6 separate regions of the Homo sapiens genome follow, and all the other regions are linked to region 6. The links are chromatin contacts, found by Hi-C or POLR2A ChIA-PET in ENCODE. All regions are on one chromosome and are shown on one strand. The core of a region is the stretch at or near the end of the contact, and the rest is flanking DNA. Distances in the headings are between cores, read along the strand shown. Region 1 overlaps SKI (SKI proto-oncogene). Region 2 holds the start of TMEM52 (transmembrane protein 52). Region 3 holds the start of SKI (SKI proto-oncogene). Region 4 has its middle 290 kb from the start of LINC02782. Region 5 holds the start of TNFRSF14 (TNF receptor superfamily member 14). Region 6 holds the start of LINC01134 (long intergenic non-protein coding RNA 1134).

Region 1 (3,023 bases), core at 293-2,792, 1.6 Mb after region 6:
TACAAAGAGATAGATATCTTAGAAACGAAAATGAAATCATGAAACTAAAAGTAGCCAACAAAGAAAGTGCTCATGATAAGGCGGAGACCTCCAGAGAGTAATCCTGAGCCACAAGGGAACAGCAGGGAGACCACAGCAACCGGAGCACCAGTGCCAGGAGGACCAACGTCCAGCCCTAGGGAGCACCGAGCAGAAGATGCCACGGGCACCATCCCGAAGATCGGGGCGCGAGCCTCCTGGCAACAAAAACCTGACAAGGGCCCAATAGGCGCCCAACACAGGGCCAAACACAAGCCGCCTCGAGGTGTCTGACAAGACATTTTGAATGCCAGATCTAAGAGGAGGTTCTGAAAGCTCCTGAAGGGCACAGTCAGGTCACATGTCAGAGCCCAAAGCAGATGGCAGGGGACTTCGCCATGGGGACACCAGAGGCAAGACGCTGAGGAGCGCCGACAAGTGTTCTGTTCCAGCCCTCCATACACGGGTGCCCAGTTACCAGGTCAGCCATGCAACACCCAAAGCACGTGCCTCCCAGGCACCCAACTGCACAGTGTGCTGTGGCTACTCAGGTAAGGATGAACCCAGGAGGGGAACCCCTAGAATCCCTCACCAGGAAGAGCACAGAAATACCCAGGGCGGGCAGGTGAGGGCCAGCTGGCCATCGGCCTCTGGACCACAGAGGGAGGGGGCAGAGAAGAACGCTGGAGCAAGGACGGAGCAGCCAGAGATCCTGAGAAAACCAAGCAAGGGAGTAAAAACCAAGATGATGCCTAACTCCAGGAACACACAGTGGAGAGGAAATGAGGTCAGGCACGCAACTCCAAGACAGAAAGCAGCACAGACAGGAAATGAGGTAAGGACACAGAGAGCTCCAGACAGGAAATGAGGTCAGGACACAAGACAGGAAATGAGGTCAGGACAGAGTGCTCCAGACAGGAAATGAGGTCAGGACACAGAGTGGCACAGATAAGAAATGAGGTCAGGACACAGAGTGGCACAGACTGGAAAAGAGGTCAGGACACAAGAGTGGCACAGACAGGAAATGAGGTCAGTACACAGAGTGCTCCTGACAGGAAATGAGATCAGGACAGAGAGAGCTCCAGACAGGAAATGCAGTCCGGGCACAGTGTGTTGCATACAGGAAATGAGGTCAGGACAAAGAGTGGCACAGACAGGAAATGAGGTCAGGACAGAGTGACACAGACAGGAAATGAGGTCACTGGCTCCAGACAGGAAATGAGGTCAGGACAGAGAGAGCTCCAGAGAGGAAATGCAATCCGGACACAGCATGTTCCAGACAGGAAATGAGGTCAGGACAAAGGGTGGCACAAACAGGAAATGAGGTCAGGATACAGAGTGCTCCAGACAGAAAATGAGGTCCGGACAAAGTGGCACAGACAGGAAATGATATCAGGATACAGCATGTTCCAGACAGGAAATGAGGTCAGGACATAGAGAGATCCAGACAGGAAATGAGGTCAGGACAGAGAGAGCTCCAGACAGGAAATGCAGTTAGGACACAGCATGTTCCAGACAGGAAATGAGGTCAGGACAAAGGGTGGCACAGACAGAAAATGAGGTCAGGACAGAGCGGCACAGACAGGAAATGAGGTCAGGACACAGAGAGCTCCAGGCAGGAAATGAGGTCAGGACACAGTGTGTTCCAGACAGGAAATGAGGTCAGGACAGTGTGCTCCAGACAGGAAATGAAGTCAGGACACAGTGTTCCAGATAAGAAATGGGGTCAGAAGACACCACTCAGTCATATTAATCAGCCAAAGGATAGATTTATCAAAACTCAAGACGCAAGGTGTCAGCACGTGGGGCTGTGGCAGGTACAGGTCTAAGCAGCTGGACTGAGGTCAAGCACCATAGTGCTTGTCACACTCAGGTACGTGGGGGTCACTCAGGTACATGGGGTCAACAGAAGACTATGCAGCAAGAATGGGGAGCGTCCCTGCCTGTGGAAAGTTGGGGAGGACAGGATGGGGACACTGGCTGTCATCATTCAGCTTTTGGTATGCCATGGACTCCTTAGCTAAAGATAAAAGACAAAAGAAAGGCCGCATGGTAGGGTGACCGACACCTGAGAGAAACTGGCCTAACAAGCACGTGGGGTGTGGTGCCAGTCCACAGCACGCACCACAGGACACAGAGGTGACACTGTGGGGCAGTGCCCAGCCATGTCCCCTAAAAGCCACCTGCACCCAAGTGCACAGCACAGGCATTTGGAGGAAAGAAGTGTTGTTGTGGCTGTCTCCACCCTCAGAAACCCCCCAGAGCTCACCTGACCGCAGGGACCCCATAGGTGTGCAGCAGGGGGGCTGCACGCCTCAGGTGCAAATGCCAATGGCCCGTGCTATTCCACCAGCAAATGCCCTGCGCATCACACACACACACACACGCACGCAGTGACCACAGTCTGGCCAAGACTGTGATAACTTCAGGAACAAAGAGAAGACTCCAATTCGGCTCCTACCTCCCAGTCCACTTCACCCCTCCCCAGAGATAGTGGTGACGGCCACAAGTCTAGGCACAAGGCCAGACAGGTAGACCGGTCACTGCACACAAGGACAGGCTGACAGCCAGAGGCCGCGTCTTCAACGCACCCAGACTGAGTATCAAGTAAATTAAAATAAAAAGCAGTCCAGTAGACATCTAAGTAGGACCTCAAGCCTTCGGGAAGGGACGGTAATCCTAGGATGAGGCATTGCCATTTCAGGGCTGTTTGGGACGGGGACATGTCACGCTGGAGATCTCAGTGCAGCAGAGTCCCCCAAGCACCCTGTGACACGAAGACCCACGGGGGGAGAGCAGAGCCGAGCCCTCCCACCCCCTCCAACGGGCACCACGCATGGAGACCAGTTGGGCCAGCACTCTTGCAGGCGCACCAGCAGGTCGTGGCCTCCTCTAGCGTGGACCTTCCAGATTCTTCACAATCAGTGTCTGGAGGGGAACAAGCAGCTCCCACGTGGGTCCAACACCTCAGAGGAGCAGCGCCAGTGCCAACCCCAGCCCCTCAT
Region 2 (2,895 bases), core at 333-2,832, 2.0 Mb after region 6:
CTCCTGCTGGCAGGCCTCTGGTACTGAGTGGCGAGGCCCGCCCAGCTCCTGCGTGGGGGCCGTGCCCACACCTTCCGGAACTCGGGGCTGTGGCCTCAGGCTGTGCTGTGCACATGCACTCCCATTCCCACTCCCGTGCTGGGCCTCCACGACCAGTGCAGTCAATGTGGCAGGAAGAAGGGCCAGGGGCTGGGGGAGCTGGGCAGGCAGGAAGGGCCCTTGAGGACCGTGGCACAGGCCTTGGGAGGTGAAAGGCAACTTCAGGCAGAGCCCAACAGTGGAAGGAGTGATGCAGTGAAGGGGCAGGTATGGGCAGAAGAGCCACGCAGAGGAGGCCCTGCCCTCCAGGGTCACTGCCCTTGTGGTAGGGGTGGGGGACACTGAGCAGCGCCCACATGTGGAACAGTTCTGAGCAAGGGGTGCATGCCCCTCCTGCAGTAAGATGGACCCTGCCCCTTGCTGTGCTGACCACCTCCCTTAGCCTGACCACCAGAGAGACGGTGTGCTGTTGGTCCCACGGGGAGCAGAGGGCACCAAGAGCCTAACAGGGCCCCTGGCCTGGTGGCAGAGGGATAAGGGTCTGGGGTCCCCCTGGAAGAAATGGCCCCAGGCCTGCCCCTGCACAGGGAGCAGCAGACATTGCAGGCTGAGGGAAGGGCACTGGGCTCCCTGTGGCCCTCGGGAATGGAGGTCACATTCCCCAGGTGGGGCATGGCCCCCAAGGCCAAGTGCTTTGGGAAAGTGGTCTGCACCCAGCGCCTCAACAGCCCAGAGCCAGGGCCAGGCTCCAGCCCCCTGGGCCAGCCCCCAGACAGCGCCTGCAGCGCAGGTCCACAATCAAGTGTCCAAACACCAAGTTCGGGATGCCCAGCATCTTGGTGGCGTTACCCTACAGTCCACCTGGAGCCCGCCTGCGAGACTGGACCCGAGGGACCACACCCAAGGCAGCCACGACTTTCCAGGCCAGCTCCCGAGGGTCCCCGGGCCACGCCCAGACCAGCAGCAGAGCAGGCCACGCTCGGCCGAGGTTAAGGCGCCGTGCCCGGGCTGAGGACGAGACCCACCGTCGCCTCACGAGTCTGGGCCAGGTGGAGCTGCGGGGTAGGGCTTGTGGCGGACAAGCCCTCTGAACACGTTGGGCGTGGCCCAGTGGGAGGGGATTGCGCTGAGCGGGGTATGGTGGGCGAGGCTTACGTTGGGCATGGGGCCAGTGGGCGGGGTTTGCATTGAGTGGAGGCCCAGCGAATGGGGGCGTCTCGTGGGCGAGGGCTCCTGTGGGCGGGGCCTGCGGCGAACAAGGCTTGCACTGGGCGGGGCCCAGTGGGCGGGGTTTATGCTGCGTGAGGCGTCCTGTGGGCGAGGCCTGCGACGAACGCGGTTTGCTCTGGGCGGTGCCCGGAGGGCGGGGTTTACCCTGCGTGGGGCGTCCAGTAGGCGTGTGCGCCTGTGGGCGGGGCCTGCGGCCAGCGGGGCCCGGTGGGCGGGGTTTACTCTGAGCGGGCGTTCTGTGGGCGTGTCATGTGGTGGGTGTGTCCTGTGGTGGGCGGGGCCCCATAAAGCCGCGCCGCCGGGCTTTGCTCCAACCTCCTCAGAGCATGGCCCGGGGGCCGCTGGCCGCCCGCGGACTGCGGCTGCTGCTGCCGCTCCTGCCGCTCCTGCCGCTCCTGCCGCTGCCGCAGGTGGGTCGGGCGGCGTTCTCTCTCGGTTCGGCCACCGCGGGGCGGGTCCCTGCTCGGACCACGCCCCTCCCGGGCTCACCCTTGTCCCCACAGGTGGCGCTGGGCTTCGCGGACGGCAGCTGCGACCCCTCGGACCAGTAAGTCGGGGGGGAGGGAGCCGGGGCCTGGCCCCGCCCTATGGGGAGGCACGGGTGGCGAGGTCGGCCGTCCCATGCCCCGCCTGCTCCAGGTGCCGCCGTCCCCACAGGTGCCCGCCCCAGGCCCGCTGGAGCAGCCTGTGGCACGTGGGGTAAGTGGAGGCCGCGGCGGAGCCGTGCGTCCGACGGTTCTGGGGCGGGGGTCACCGGGGCCAGGCCCGCCAGGCCCTTACCTCACCAGGCCGCCTCCGCTGTCGCCCAGTCCCGGCCGCTGGCGGGAACTGACCTGGAGCAAGCAGGACCTTCCCTCCCACCTCTCCCGCCTGGCCTCCGCGGGAGTCCCCTACGATCCCGCTCAGCAGTGGGGCACTCGCTGAGGACAGCGAGTCCTGGGAGTGAGCCCAAGGCCACCCCTGGCCAGCCCAGGAGAGATAGCCAGGGCAGGCCCAGCAGCCCGAGGCCAGGCTCTGGCCACGGCGGTCTCCGACATGGAGAGACATTGTCTGCTTTTTATCCTGTTAACCTGTCTTCGGTGGTTGTGCCACGACATTCCCCAGGGTGCAGGTGCCCGGTGGCCGAGGGTCAGTCCAGTGGTAGAGCCTTGCTCTCCTAGGCTCATCCTGCTGGCGGTCCTCCTGCTTCTGCTGTGTGGTGTCACAGCTGGTTGTGTCCGGTTCTGCTGCCTCCGGAAGCAGGCACAGGCCCAGCCACATCTGCCACCAGCACGGCAGCCCTGCGACGTGGCAGTCATCCCTATGGACAGTGACAGCCCTGTACACAGCACTGTGACCTGTGAGTGCCTAGGGGCCCGCCAGTTGAGGGTGGAGATGGCGGGGGTAAATGCCAAGCCCGCCTCCACGAACCCACTCTGGTTCCCTGCAGCCTACAGCTCCGTGCAGTACCCACTGGGCATGCGGTTGCCCCTGCCCTTTGGGGAGCTGGACCTGGACTCCATGGCTCCTCCTGCCTACAGCCTGTACACCCCGGAGCCTCCACCCTCCTACGATGAAGCTGTCAAGATGGCCAAGCCCAGAGAGGAAGGACCAGCACTCTCCCAGAAACCCAGCCCTCTCCTTGGG
Region 3 (2,797 bases), core at 198-2,697, 1.7 Mb after region 6:
TCCCCAGCTCCCAGGCCTGGGGCCACTCACCCGGGGCACCCGCCGCTTGTACTTGTTGCCATAGTCGAATTTCTCCTTCACGTCGTCCAGGCAGCGGCCGAGGCGCGCCTGCTCCTCCTTGCCCGTGTAATCCTGGCTCAGCAGGATGTAGGCCCGCCAGTTGGCCGAGTCGAAGCCCCAGTGGCAGGTCCGGTTCTCCAGGGCCTTGTGCGAGTGCACCACGAACTTGTGCGGCGGGTACATGAGGCGGCAGTCCAGGCACTGGATGCAGGCGGCGCTCGGGCTGCTGTAGAGCTCGGGCACCAGCAGCCCCTTACACTTGCCGAAGCACTCGTGGTACACGCGGACGCTGCGCTCGCTGAGCTCCAGGCCCAGCGCCAGGCTGGCGGCCAGCTCCTTCTTGCAGGGCGGCGGGTAGGCGCCGCCGTAGAGCAGCGCGTTGCACAGGCGCTCGGCGTCCGTCTTGGTGATGAGCCCGCACGAGGGCGCCGAGAAGGGCAGGATGCCCATGACTTTGAGGATCTCCAGCTGGTCGGCCGTGCAGCGCGAGCAGTAGATGTGGAGCTCGTCGCACACCGCGTTGATCTGCTGCAGCGAGAAGTCGCGCAGCACCGAGTTGAGAATCTGCGGCAGACACAGGCGCTTCTCGCCTCCCACCACGAAGCACGAGATGGTCTCGCCTTCCAGTACGGTCTCGCAGCGCTCGGTGGAGCGGTCGGACGGCATGAAGAAGGGCCCGGGCAGCACGGGCGGCGGCGGCTGGATGGCGGGCAGGTGCAGCACGGGCGGCGGCTCGGTGGCTGCGGGCACCGGCGCCGGCACCGCGGCCGCGCCCGCCTCCTTGGCGCTCTCCTTCTTGTAGGCCTCCTGCGCCCAGCGCGCCGAGAAAGCGGCCGGGCCGCCCAGCGAGCTCATGGAGCTCAGGTGGAACTGCTCCAGCGTCTTCTGCAGCCCCGGGTGCGGCTGGAAACAGCCGCGGCCGCCTGCCGCCGCCTCCATGGTGCGCTCCGGCTCCCCCGGCCGCTCCCGCTCCCGCGCGCCCGGGCCCCCCCGGCCCCCGCCGCCGCCCCGCGCGCCCCGGCGGCGCCCGCGGCCCCGACCCCGGCCGCCCCCCGCCGCCGGCTCACGGCCGATCACGGCCGCGGCCTCGCCCGGGGGCGCGAAGGGGAAGGCGGGCGGGGCGAAGGGGTCCCGCCGCTGGAGCCCGCCGCCGCCCGGGCCCGGCGCCACATCCACGCGCCCCGCGCCGCGCCCGCCGCCGCCCGGGCCCCCCGCGCGTCCCCCGCGCGCCCCCCGGGCTCTAGGCGCGGGGCATGCCCCGGCGCGCGCCGCCAACGCCAACGCCAACGCTCGCGGGCCCGGGGCTCGCGGGGGGCGCGCGGGCAGGTGCCGGCGCCGCGAGGCGCGAATCGCCGCGGCGGCCGAGGCCGAGGGGCCCGGGAGGAGCGGGGGCGCGGGCGCGGGGCCCGCCGGGCCGTCCTCGCGCGGCGCGCCGCCGCCGCCCCGCTCCTCCCACCGCGAGGCGCCCGCCCGGCTCGTCCCGGCGGCGCTGGCCGGCCGCGTCGCGCCCGCCGCCGGCCCCCGGCCCGCCCGCCCGCCGGCTCCGCGGCCCGCCCGCCCGGCTTCCGGGGCGGCGGAGGCGCCTCTCGCCCGCGGCCCTCAGAGCGCGGCGGCGGCGCGGGGCTCGGGGCGCTCGGCGCACATCCTCCCGGCGGCTCGCTCCGGCTCGGACTGAGCGCCCGGCGCTGAGCTCACGCCGCCGCCGCGCCGCCCCGCCCCGCGCCGCCCGCTCCGCCCCGCGCCGGCCCCGCCCCCCGCGCTGTTTGTTGCCGTGCGTCCGCCTCAGCCCTAGCGCTGGCCAAGAATGTGACCCGCTCCCCAGCCGGGCTCTTCCAGGAACGCGCGCTCCCCGCCCGGACTCGGCCGCGCTCGGCTCCGCTCGCCCGGGACTCGGCCACGCTCGGACCCGCCCTGCCATGACTCGGCTCCGCTCGGCCGGGACTCGGCTACGCTCGGCCATGCTCGACTCCGCTCGGCCCCGCTCGGCCCCGCCCGCCGAGGGCCGCTGGGCGCGGGCGGAGGCGGAGGCGGCGGTGGCGCCCGGGGCCCCCCTTCCGGCCGAGGCCGCTTCCTGCGCCGCTGGGAAGGCGCCCGTCTCGCCGCCGTCGGGGCCCAGAAACCCACAGGCCCCCGCCACGACCGCAAACCAGCTGGGGGCGGCCGGGGGGCCACGCCACGCACCCGGGGTTCTCCCAGGGTGGGACACCACACAGCGGGGAGGCCCCGGACGCCTCTGGGGTCCCACACACTACCGGGACGCCACACGGTGACCTGGGGTCCCACACACGAGGGGGACAGCGGCCACGCCCAGGGACCCTGCGCCGAGACGGGCACCGCGTCGCGTGACCCTGGCGGCGCAGCCCGGCGGCCCCCGCTGCGCCGTGGCCGGTGGCTCGGTGGCCGAGTGTCCGCGGCTCCCGGCCGCGCCGGCCCCGCCCCGCCCGCCGGCCCCTGGCGGAGTGTCCCTGCTGCGCGGGCCGGGGGCTTCGGGCCTGGGAGGGGCGGCGCCCGGTGCCCCAGACGCAGCCGGTCTGCCAGCCACTCCTGCCAGGTGGCTTATCAGGACTTCGGCCCCGCGGGGCCCGGCGTTCGGGCCGGCGAGACCCCTGACCTCCGCCCCGGGGCCGTGGAGCGCTGAGACGTCTTTCGGGGTCGGATCGGCCGGCCCTCCACGCCTGGCCACGCAGTGGGAGAGACTCAAGCCTTGGCAGGGCGGGGAGCGGGAAGCCCGGGGCCC
Region 4 (3,038 bases), core at 454-2,953, 1.5 Mb before region 6:
TGCGGCGTCCCTGCAAGGAGGCTTCCAGAGTCTTTCCTGCCCAGGGTAGGGAAACATATTTTCTTCCAGCTGTCTACAATTGCCTGAGCCCAGCATAGTCACCCACAGCCAGAAGCGGCACATCAGCTTTCTTCTGCTAATCACAGAATCACTCCTCCAGGGCAGCTGCCGGGCCTCAGGTGCTTGGGGTCGGGGCTGAGCTGAGTCATTCCCATATGTCTGATTCTTGCACATTTAAGACATGAGCAGAGGAACCCACTGCAAATGCTTCACTGAGAGACGGGAGTGAAAGACCTAGCTCCCTGGCTCTGGACCCCAAGTGATCTGGAGTAATTTCAACTTCAGGATCTATCATGTTACCAACCCCCACCAAAATTAGCACACACTCAGAGATCTGCAACTGAGGGTCCAAGACCTATTTTCTGGAGTTGCTGATATACATAAGAGTTGATATCAAACCATTTGTTGAATTGTGCTTTTGGGAAATACAGTCCTGGCTTGCAAAAATTTTGACTTCTGAAAAGAGGGGTTCTTTTCTGATTTTAGATGATTGCCTTTTCCTAGATGCTTAGTAATGTCTGGCTACCCCCACCACACCCAAAGGGTGACAGCTCCAGACAAAGCCTCTGTGTCCAGGAGCCTTCGTCATTCCCTGGGGATTTCTGGAGTTGAGCAGGACATTCGCTGGGACATCGTAGCCAGAGCACAGTGCGGAGGCAGGGCTGTGGCTGTGGGGGATCCTCTAACCCAGCGGGGGGCGGGGCAGGAAATAGGTCTCATCCCACCCCAAGGAGGGGCCACCAGGGTTGTCACCATGTCCCAACTTCAGGTTAAAGTGTTGGGCTCCAGTAGGGTCTTCAGGCTGGACTGGCTTGACCCAGTGGAAGTGGGGGAATCTGTAACCCTGGACAGTGAGCCCAAGGCAGTCCCTACACTGGCAGGTGTGAGCAGCCACCATTTCCCCATGCTTGCCATGTTCTCATCACCATTATCCATACTAGAATTGCAGCAGAGAGGAACCCAGGGTCCCTCCTCAGTTCAGAGCCACCAAGCCTCCAAGTTCATCCTGACCAAGGCATCCATGCAGTGAACTTGTGAGCCAACGAGCATGAGCTCCACAGACCCAACTTCCACATGGCGTCCAGGGATGACTGATCCCATTCAGCCAACTCAGAATTCTGGGTGTGCGTGACTGGGCCATTAAAGGAACTAGCTCTGTGTGTCCCGAAGCACCGGTTTGCCAGTCAGATTGCCTGAAATCAGAGCTGCTCACAACAAGGGGCTTTTATTTATTTTTTGGAGAAATACTGACATTTCCTAAAATAGTGGTCTTTTATTCAATTGACAGTAAGTTCGGGAGCTGTTACACACGATCTGTGCCTGGTGGGTGACGGTTAGGAACGGAGCTCTTTGTGAACACATCTGCATGCTGAAGAGGGTGGAGGGTCCCTTTTCACAAACACTTTGTTCGCAGCCCCCACATCCTGTGGGCCAGGGGACAGCGAGGACTTCACGCGTGTGCTGGTTGGCAATGCCAGCATGTCCTCTCCCTGCCGCTCTGGGGATTCTAGACCGTACACACCGCTCTTCCAGTCTGTAGTTCATTTTAATTTCCTTTTCTTTGAAAAGAAGTACTCTTCATTCCTTTAGCCACCTTTTTGGCCACAAGATATGAGTCACAGATGAAAGCTACATTGTAAAAAGATGGGTTTAAAAAAACCAAACCAAAAACCCCACCCAACAACAAAACCCATTTCCTGTCTTTGAGGCAAAGCAAGAGAGAAGGGAAAAATATCTGAAATAGCAGGTAATAAAAAAACAGCTTCTACCGAGAGACTATCTTCTCTATGTCTGAAAGGCATTGGCTTTGGAAATAACTAGAAAGTTCTTGAGAGAGAGTTGAGAAGAAAAATACCAGGGAGCAGGTATTTTTCCATCAAAATTTTACACCAAACTTAAGAAAATTGCTTTAGAAGGCTTACAGCATGATTCAAGGGAATGAGCAGCCACCTCCTCTAATCATCACTTCCCCTCCTTACATGTCCTCCCCATGCCTGCAGGATGACGCCAGCCTCCTCAGCTGAAGGTGCAGACTGATGACCAGGAGAAGGGAGCGATCCTTCCTCCATTCCCTTGAAGCCTGTCCCTGGGGAGCCTGTAGGATCGCCGAGAAACACTAATCCGTTCTGCAAGGACGGGATGGAATGCATTGGGGGAAGATGCATTAAACAGACACCTCTCTTTAAGAAGCCATCTTACTAACTCAGTGGGTAATTCTTTGGCTTGATGGCTCTCCTCCTGGAGCTCCAGTAAATCTTCCAAGGAGCCAGTGCCGCACTGGAGGTGCTGGTCCATCTGTTGATCTGTGGATCTGCAGAAATGGGCTCCAGGGAGCATTCACAGGTGAGATCACAGCAAAGAAATGACGGATTGCCCAACTTGTGAGGAAGTGCCATCAGAAAAGACTCCATTTTGGGAGAACCATTTAGCCAGGCCGGGGAAGCTGGCTCTGGGCTTCTGTATTTTCCTTAGGAGTTTGCTGGTTTCCTAGAAGTGCTGGATTTATCAGCAAAAATCCCAAAGTGGCCGTGGCTGGGTTGTTGACCAAAGCCGTTGGCTTCAGAGCTTCTCTGGCAAAGAGAGAGTGAGCAGAACAAGTGTTTTAGGCTCCTGGCTGAGGAAGGGAGGGGAGTCCTCCGCATGTCTGTGCCTAAATATCCACGTTCCTGTCTTTTCCTTGTTCCAAGAACCCTCCTGGCCTCCGAAGCCTCGCTCCTCTCCTTCCATAGAGTCAAGGGCACCAGCACATCGGGTGCCTTGAGCTCTTCCGGGGATCCAGGGGTGTCACGGGAAGAAGGACCAAACTACCGACATGTTTGGGGGTTCTCTGGAGAAAACGAAATTGAGCAGGACTTAGAACTTCCCAGAGCCCTGTGAGCTTTGTGAGTTTCCAAGAGCAGAATGTGTTAGAATTTATTTCCAAACTCCTAGCACTCGGATTTGAGTCTGTTATGGGTGCATTGAAGTCCTAACTGCCA
Region 5 (2,871 bases), core at 336-2,835, 1.3 Mb after region 6:
CCCAGGGCTTCATCACACCCATGGCTGTGGGGGCAGAGAACACAGGGGTGTCTGGGGCAGAAGGGGGCAAGAGTGTCTGCCCTCGGCCCACAGAGCTGGCCCGCCAAAGGGCTGCACCTACCTGGACTGCACTTGGGGCAGCACTCGGAGCCCACTGGGTACTCGTCCTCCTTGCAGGACGGCAGAGCTGGGGCGTAGCAGGGGGCTCCCAGGAAGGTGAGATACAGCACCTAAGGGGGTCAGGACAGGCATTGGGAGATGCCCTGGCTGCCCTGTGGGCTCTGCCAGGCTTGGCCCCACAGCCTGAATCTCCCTCTGTGCAATGGGGAGGAGCGGCAGTGCCTGGTAGAGAGGACAGAAGCGGGCCCCAGGCCAGGCTCATGGAACAACCTTGCCGACCGCTGGAGCCCGGGATAGGGTGGGGACCGCCCCTCCTCCAGCCCTGATGACGCTGCCTGGCAGCGCGGAGCCCTGGGAACTGGAACTCTGCCCTCGCCAGGGACCCCACACCCCACACCTGGGAGCATTGAGCCCACTGGGCAGACAACCTGCCGGCCCCCCTGCTGGCCTAGGTTGGACCTGCTGACCCCTGAAGAGCCAGCAGGGGCAGCCAGGGATGGGCCCCAGAGGCTCACAAGCCAGACAGTGGGTGACAGGCTGATCAGGGCCACATCGGGGAGGGTGGCTCTGCCGTGGCCTCGTTCCTGGGCTGGCTGATGGGCAGTCGGGGGCCCCTGATGGGGATAGTGGCTGGACAGGCAGGAGTGCCACATGAGCATGGAGAGTATCCCCACCCCACCCACCTGGGTCCAGCCCCCTGCTGCACACTGATCTTATCACCTGTCACCAAGGTCAGGGCTGCCGGGGAGTTGGGTCACCTGCTCGAGGGCCCCGCCCAGAGACGCCCAGAGACACCCAGCCCCCAGAAGTGCCCACATCCGGCCAAATGGGGGCTCACCAGCTGCCCGTGGACGGAGTGGTGAGTGGGGGACACACGCAGGAGGAGGTCTGCTGGGTAGGGCTGTGGCTCTGCTGCTCACCCCACTGTGGTGAGCCCAGTGCTGGGGGTCTGGGTTGACCCGAGAGCCCCAGGCAGCAGGGGACGGGCTGGACGCCGGAGCCAGCAACGGCCAGGACAGGGGCATGGGGAAGAGATCTGTGGGAGGCCCTGGGGTCAGAACTGGGATCTGCGAGCAGACGGAGAGGAGGCTCGGGGGCTCACCAGCCTCAAGACGTCGGTTTTGGGGGTGGATCTCCAGGGAGGAGGCCCCCAGTCTCCAGGAGGCTCCATGCCTCAGGCTCAGACCGGCAGCTCGGGAACCCAGCTAGCAGGATGAACTCCAGCAGAGGAACTCAGCGCCATTGCTGCGGCTGTGGGCCAGAAGAGAAAGAGAAAGAGAAAGAGAATCCGCCTCGGTGTGACAAGCTGTGCCTCAGAACCCGAGCAGCAGGAGAGTGGGCAGCAGGGGGTGTCTGGCAGCAGAGAGGGGCTCAGGCCTGCTGGGTGGAGCGGCGCTGGGGGACACAGGTGGGCCCTGCGGGAGGCAGGAGCTGTCCAGGCAAAGCCGAGGGGAAGGGCCGGTATGAAGGAGGCGCCCGATGGGAGGGGCGAGTTCTCCCCCTGCACCATTCCAGTCCACTCCGGGTTTCCTGTAGAAGGGGGAGCCCCCCAAAGTCCATCTGTGTTTCCCCACCTCACTCACACACTCAGGGACCCTCGGCTGCTCCCCGGGGCGCTGACTGACATTTTTGCCGAATAAAGGGGCCCTGTGGGTTTCCTGTTCCCATCTCAGCTTCTGCTGAACAGGGTAAACTTCCCTTCCGAATAAAACCACCAGAATGCGGTCTGGCCAATTTCAGTCATAGACCCACCAGGCCTGTGTCCCTGCGTGAGGGGGTGGGAAAAGCCCAGAGTGCCCCTACCCGTCCCCTGGGAGGGGTGGAAGGGCAGCTCTTGCTCCCCCTGCAGAGACGCTGCGCGGACTGGGAAGGCTGCCAGCCTCGCCCGGTCTCCCTGTGGACCCTGCCCTGACCCCACCCCAGCTTCCTGGCTCCCTGCACCCCACTGGGCTTCCCTGCCCCACAGAGCCTGGTGGTAGGGAGACCTCCGGATGGAGACAGCCCACAGTCCCGGAGCCCCAAGGCAGGCACCAGTGAGTCCCTCGTGACGGCCTCGCTCCCTGCATCACATGGAACCTCGTGACCCACGTGACGACGCCAGTGCCCCCGTGGCCCCTTCCTGCTGCTGGACGTGATGCAGTCAATGGAAGCCCAGGTCTGTCACGCACCGCCTGTGCTTGCCCAGAGCAGGTCCCAGTCACCCCCTCTGGCACCGCCTGCTGCACACCAGGAACCCCCACCTCCAGCAAGCCCATCTGCCAGACGCCTGGCCCAGGACCGCCCCCTGCCCCTCGACTGCCCCCTGCCCCTCCTGGTCCTGACTTCAGCCAGGTGACCCCCTCCAGGGTCCAGCCCTGGCCCCTGGGGGACTCAGTGGCATCTGGTGGAAAGGACCTTGGGGATTGCGCCCACCCTCACCTGCAGGAGAGTTGGCAGGGTGGCCAGCCACAGGAATCTGTGGCAGGAGCCCGGGGACCTGCACCCCAACTAGAAAGTGTGCAGCCCTGCAGGCCGGCCCTGGAGAGGGAGCAGGCAGGGGTGAAGTTAGGCCGGCTGTGGTGTGCGACACCGTCCTGTGGGGCCAAGCGTCCCGAGCTCCAGAGGCAGGTGCACTCCTGGCCAGCATCCAGGGTGGACGAGCCCAGACCCCAATACTCTGAGGCAGGGTGGGGGACCAGGTGGCACCCAGTGGAGGAAAAGCCCCCAAGAGACACGCAGGAGCATGGACTCCCACCCCACAGCTGGAGCCTG
Region 6 (3,092 bases), core at 182-2,681:
GGGAGGCCAAGGTGGGCGGATTATTTGAGGTCAGGAGTTCGAGACCAGCCTGACCAACATGATGAAACCCCATCTCTACTAAAAATACAAAAATTAGCCAGGTGTGGTGGCGCCTGCCTGTAATCCCAGCTACTCAGGAGGCTGAGGCAGGAGAATGGCTTGAGCCCATGAGGCGGAGGTTGCAGTGAGCTGAGATCGCGCCACTGCACTCCAGCCTGGGTGACAGAGCGAGACTCCGTCTCAAAAAACAAACAAACAAACAAAAAAACCCACAACAGAACAGTGGTCCTCAGCTTTACAAACACCTCCCTCAGCGGCGGCCAAAGAGGACGCATCACAGCAGCCCAGGCCTGCTAGGGGCGTGTTTGCTGGAGGAGGCGTGGCCGCCGTGTGTCCATCCAGACCTGATAGGGCGCGGCCATTGGAGGAGGCGTGGCCGCTGCGGGTCCACCCAGGCCTGCTAGGGGCGTGGCCATTGGAAAAGGCGTGGCCCCTGCGAGTCCACGTTGGCCCCGGAGAGTAACGGGACGGCGGAGGGGTCATTTCCCGCCTTGCACGTAACGGGGGACGAAAACCGGCCCCCAGCCCGACGCCGGACCCTGGCCTCCTGGGCCCACCGACGGCCTCCACTAAGGCCCCCTCCCGCCCGCAACGTGGGGGACAGCTGAGGCCACTTCCCGGGCGGGCCACCCCAACCCAAAGCGGCATGTCGCGGGGCAGCACAGCCTGCGACAAGCGCGCAAAGCTCCCCAGCGGGACCGCAGCACGGGCAGGCCTGGGAGTCCCTCGCGCTGCTCAAGGCCGCTAACCGGCACTCAGAAACCAGCGCTCTGCGGCACTGGAGAAAGCACTTCCCGCCCTCCTGCAGGCTGTTAGCCAGGGGATGCAAGGGGAGGGGCCCCTCACGGACGTCCCGCCCGCCCCTCTCAAACATGGCGGCCACAGGCGCACCAAAGGAAGAGCCCCTCACAAACATGGCCGTCCGCCCCTCTCATACATGGCGCCAAAGAGGCTTCAAGGGAAGCGCCCCTCACGAACATGGTTGCCTGCCCCTCTCAAACATAGCGGCCACAGGCGCACCAAGAGAAGCGCCCCTTACAAACATGGCCGTCTGCCCCTCTCAAACATGGTGGCCAAAGAGGCTTCAAGGGAAGAGCCCCTCAAGAACATGGTTGCTCCCCCCTCAAGAACATAGTTGCCCACCTCGCTCAAACATGGCGGCCACAGGTGCACCAAGGGAAGCGCCGTTCACGAACATGGCCGTCTGCCCCTTTCAAATATGGCGAACACAGAAGCTACAAAAAAAGCACCCCCCGCAAACATAATCTCTCAGGCCTGCCACGGGCGTGGGAAACATAGCGGCTACAGGGGTGCCAAGGGACGCGCCCTCATGAACATGGCCGGCCACAGGCCGACTTCCTGCTCCAGTGTCCCACCACTGGCCCAAGGCCTGTGACCTTCGCCCGCCGCTTACGAAAGAGCCAACACGGGGGGGGGGGGGGGGGGAATCACATGACGAGGGTGCTGCACTGTGATTGGCTGTGCTGACGTCGGACGCCGCCGCGGCGCGCTCTGCAGACTCCGGGTCGCCGCTCCGCCGGGACGCGTTGGCCGGGGCGCGCGGTGCTTGGCTGCGGTGCTCACACTCATGAGGAGCCGGAAGGTGAGGGCTGGGTCCCGGCAGCAGCTGCGCCGGGCAGGGCGGGGACTCTGGGTCACCTGCTGTCTGGAGAACCGGGGCGGGGTCACGGGGTGCCTGTGGCCTAGGAGCGGCCTCCGCTTGGGCCTCGCCCCCGGCAGTAGTTGGGGGGCTCCAGGCCACGCTCCCGGGAGAAGGAGGGCTGCCAGGTCACGCCCCTGTGAAAAGGGGGCTCCGGGCCACGCCCTCGGAAGAAGTGGAGCTCACAGGTCACGTCCCCGGGAGAAGGGGGCTCCCAGGTTACCCACCCCCGCAGAATGGGGCCTCTGGGCCACACCCCCGAGAGAAGGGGAGCTCCCAGGCCATGCCCGCGGGAGAAGGGGGGCTCCGGTCCACGCCCTCGGGAGAAGTGGAGCTCACAGTTCACGTCCTGGGCAACAGGGGGCTCCCAGGTCACGCCCCCTTGAAGGGAGGTTTCGGGCCACTTTCCTAGGAAGGTGGGGCACCCTCTCCAGAACTGGTTTCAACTCCTGGTAGTGCTAGATGCTGCAGAGCTGAGTTTGTGCCCCTCAACTGCTGCCACTCCAATGGACGTCACACAGCAAGTGACCTCAGCTTGGCCCCATCTACTGAATGTGCTAAAAGTGGGGTGATGAGGGATCCACCAAGAGGGTGGTGAGGATTGAAGGGGGGTGCCAGTGTCTGGCAAGGGGCAAGTGCTCATTGCGTGGGTGTAACAGTTAAGGCGAAGGACCCTTTTCACAGTGGACCCGGCGCGGGTCCCGGTCCACTTGGGAGGCTCTGAGCTGCATGGAGGCTCTCCTGGTTTGTTCAAATGGAGTGGCCACTTGTGAATTCCAACTCCTTTTACTATTTTTATCTTTGAACCAAAACTTGTCTCCTGTAGGCACATATACTTGGATCTTTTTTAAAATGCAGTCTGGTAGTTTCTGCCTTTTGATTGAATTGTTTAGCCCATGCACATTTAATATTATTGATACACTGTAGTTAGGTTTACATTTGCCATTTTACTTTTTCTTTTCTTTATACAAGTCTGTCTTTTTCTTCCCCTGTTCCTTCTTTAAGTGGATTAAAGTGAATATTTCCTAATGTAGCATTTTAATTTAATGATTTTTTTTCCACAACTTTTTTGGGTTTTTTCCAGTGCTTTATGTTTTACCGTATACAGCTTAATCTTCATATTCTCCATATACATCTTAAGCTTCAGATTTGTACTAGGTTAATTCCAAGTGATACAGAAATGTTACTCTTATATGGTTATTTTTGTGGTATTTTGTTATATGTATTACATCTGATAATGTTACAAACTCAACAGTACTGTGTTATCATTATTACTTTCTGTCTGTGGTCATTTCCTTAGCCAGCAGGGGTTTGCTTTCACCCACTTTGTTTTGTTATTGGCAAATATAGTACATGTCTGTATATATTATAC

What was found. Hi-C counts contacts between places; a loop is a spot of excess contacts on that map. ChIA-PET counts read pairs that join two places held with the same protein, here RNA polymerase II (POLR2A). Pooled maps may share reads with other maps.
Region 1: a map of CD4-positive, alpha-beta T cell shows a loop between it and region 6 (22-fold over the local background). The contact joins the enhancer-like site here to the promoter of LINC01134 in region 6. A Hi-C loop is called at or near these places in 2 of 168 maps with a recorded cell type or tissue (CD4-positive, alpha-beta T cell and naive thymus-derived CD4-positive, alpha-beta T cell), 1 of 37 single-sample maps with no recorded cell type and 6 of 50 pooled maps.
Region 2: a loop to region 6 is called in a map of gastrocnemius medialis, with 15 times the contacts of the local background. The contact joins the promoter of TMEM52 here to the promoter of LINC01134 in region 6. A Hi-C loop is called at or near these places in 1 of 168 maps with a recorded cell type or tissue (gastrocnemius medialis), 5 of 37 single-sample maps with no recorded cell type and 11 of 50 pooled maps.
Region 3: a loop to region 6 is called in a map of B cell, with 25 times the contacts of the local background. The contact joins the promoter of SKI here to the promoter of LINC01134 in region 6. A Hi-C loop is called at or near these places in 1 of 168 maps with a recorded cell type or tissue (B cell), 1 of 37 single-sample maps with no recorded cell type and 7 of 50 pooled maps.
Region 4: a loop to region 6 is called in a map of CD8-positive, alpha-beta T cell, with 11 times the contacts of the local background. The contact joins the enhancer-like site here to the promoter of LINC01134 in region 6. A Hi-C loop is called at or near these places in 1 of 168 maps with a recorded cell type or tissue (CD8-positive, alpha-beta T cell) and 5 of 50 pooled maps. POLR2A ChIA-PET finds 5 or more read pairs at or near these places in 1 of 52 experiments (activated naive CD4-positive, alpha-beta T cell).
Region 5: a pooled map shows a loop between it and region 6 (7-fold over the local background). The contact joins the promoter of TNFRSF14 here to the promoter of LINC01134 in region 6. A Hi-C loop is called at or near these places in 11 of 37 single-sample maps with no recorded cell type and 12 of 50 pooled maps.

What each region holds. Positions count from the first base shown.
Region 1 is chr1:2,254,115-2,257,137 of GRCh38, reverse strand. The region is part of intron 1 of SKI (SKI proto-oncogene); the gene reads right to left. Among named protein-coding and RNA genes, the nearest start is that of SKI, 27 kb to the right of the region's middle. RefSeq lists enhancers at 1-386, 1,054-1,348, 389-1,588. Within about 2 kb of position 1,542, at least 21 of the 41 ENCODE cell types and tissues checked have a DNase peak (open chromatin) inside an H3K27ac peak, as active enhancers do; they include CD4-positive, alpha-beta T cell, where a contact is called at or near this core.
Region 2 is chr1:1,917,966-1,920,860 of GRCh38, reverse strand. It overlaps TMEM52 (transmembrane protein 52), which reads left to right and starts at 1,582. Exons shown (of 5, transcript NM_178545.4): 1 at 1,582-1,679; 2 at 1,773-1,816; 3 at 1,927-1,968; 4 at 2,430-2,608; 5 at 2,699-2,895. The coding sequence starts at 1,596. RefSeq lists enhancers at 218-810, 811-1,404, 1,464-2,265 and a silencer at 1,346-1,985.
Region 3 is chr1:2,226,969-2,229,765 of GRCh38, reverse strand. It overlaps SKI (SKI proto-oncogene), which reads right to left and starts at 1,447. Exons shown (of 7, transcript NM_003036.4): 1 at 31-1,447. The coding sequence starts at 999. RefSeq lists a silencer at 1,617-2,386 and an enhancer at 2,706-2,797.
Region 4 is chr1:5,387,841-5,390,878 of GRCh38, reverse strand. No RefSeq gene overlaps it. Among named protein-coding and RNA genes, the nearest start is that of LINC02782, 290 kb to the right of the region's middle. RefSeq lists an enhancer at 1,226-2,425. Within about 2 kb of position 1,703, at least 3 of the 41 ENCODE cell types and tissues checked have a DNase peak (open chromatin) inside an H3K27ac peak, as active enhancers do; they include CD8-positive, alpha-beta T cell, where a contact is called at or near this core.
Region 5 is chr1:2,555,085-2,557,955 of GRCh38, reverse strand. TNFRSF14 (TNF receptor superfamily member 14) reads right to left here and starts at 1,585. Exons shown (of 8, transcript NM_003820.4): 1 at 1,223-1,585; 2 at 122-230. The coding sequence starts at 1,291. TNFRSF14-AS1 (TNFRSF14 antisense RNA 1) reads left to right here and starts at 945. Exons shown (of 7, transcript NR_037844.2): 1 at 945-979; 2 at 1,260-2,871.
Region 6 is chr1:3,898,743-3,901,834 of GRCh38, reverse strand. It overlaps LINC01134 (long intergenic non-protein coding RNA 1134), which reads right to left and starts at 1,431. Exons shown (of 4, transcript NR_024455.1): 1 at 1,204-1,431. It overlaps C1orf174 (chromosome 1 open reading frame 174), which reads left to right and starts at 1,563. Exons shown (of 4, transcript NM_207356.3): 1 at 1,563-1,663. The coding sequence starts at 1,649. RefSeq lists silencers at 483-662, 1,743-1,812 and enhancers at 863-1,122, 762-1,331, 1,332-1,900, 1,901-2,471.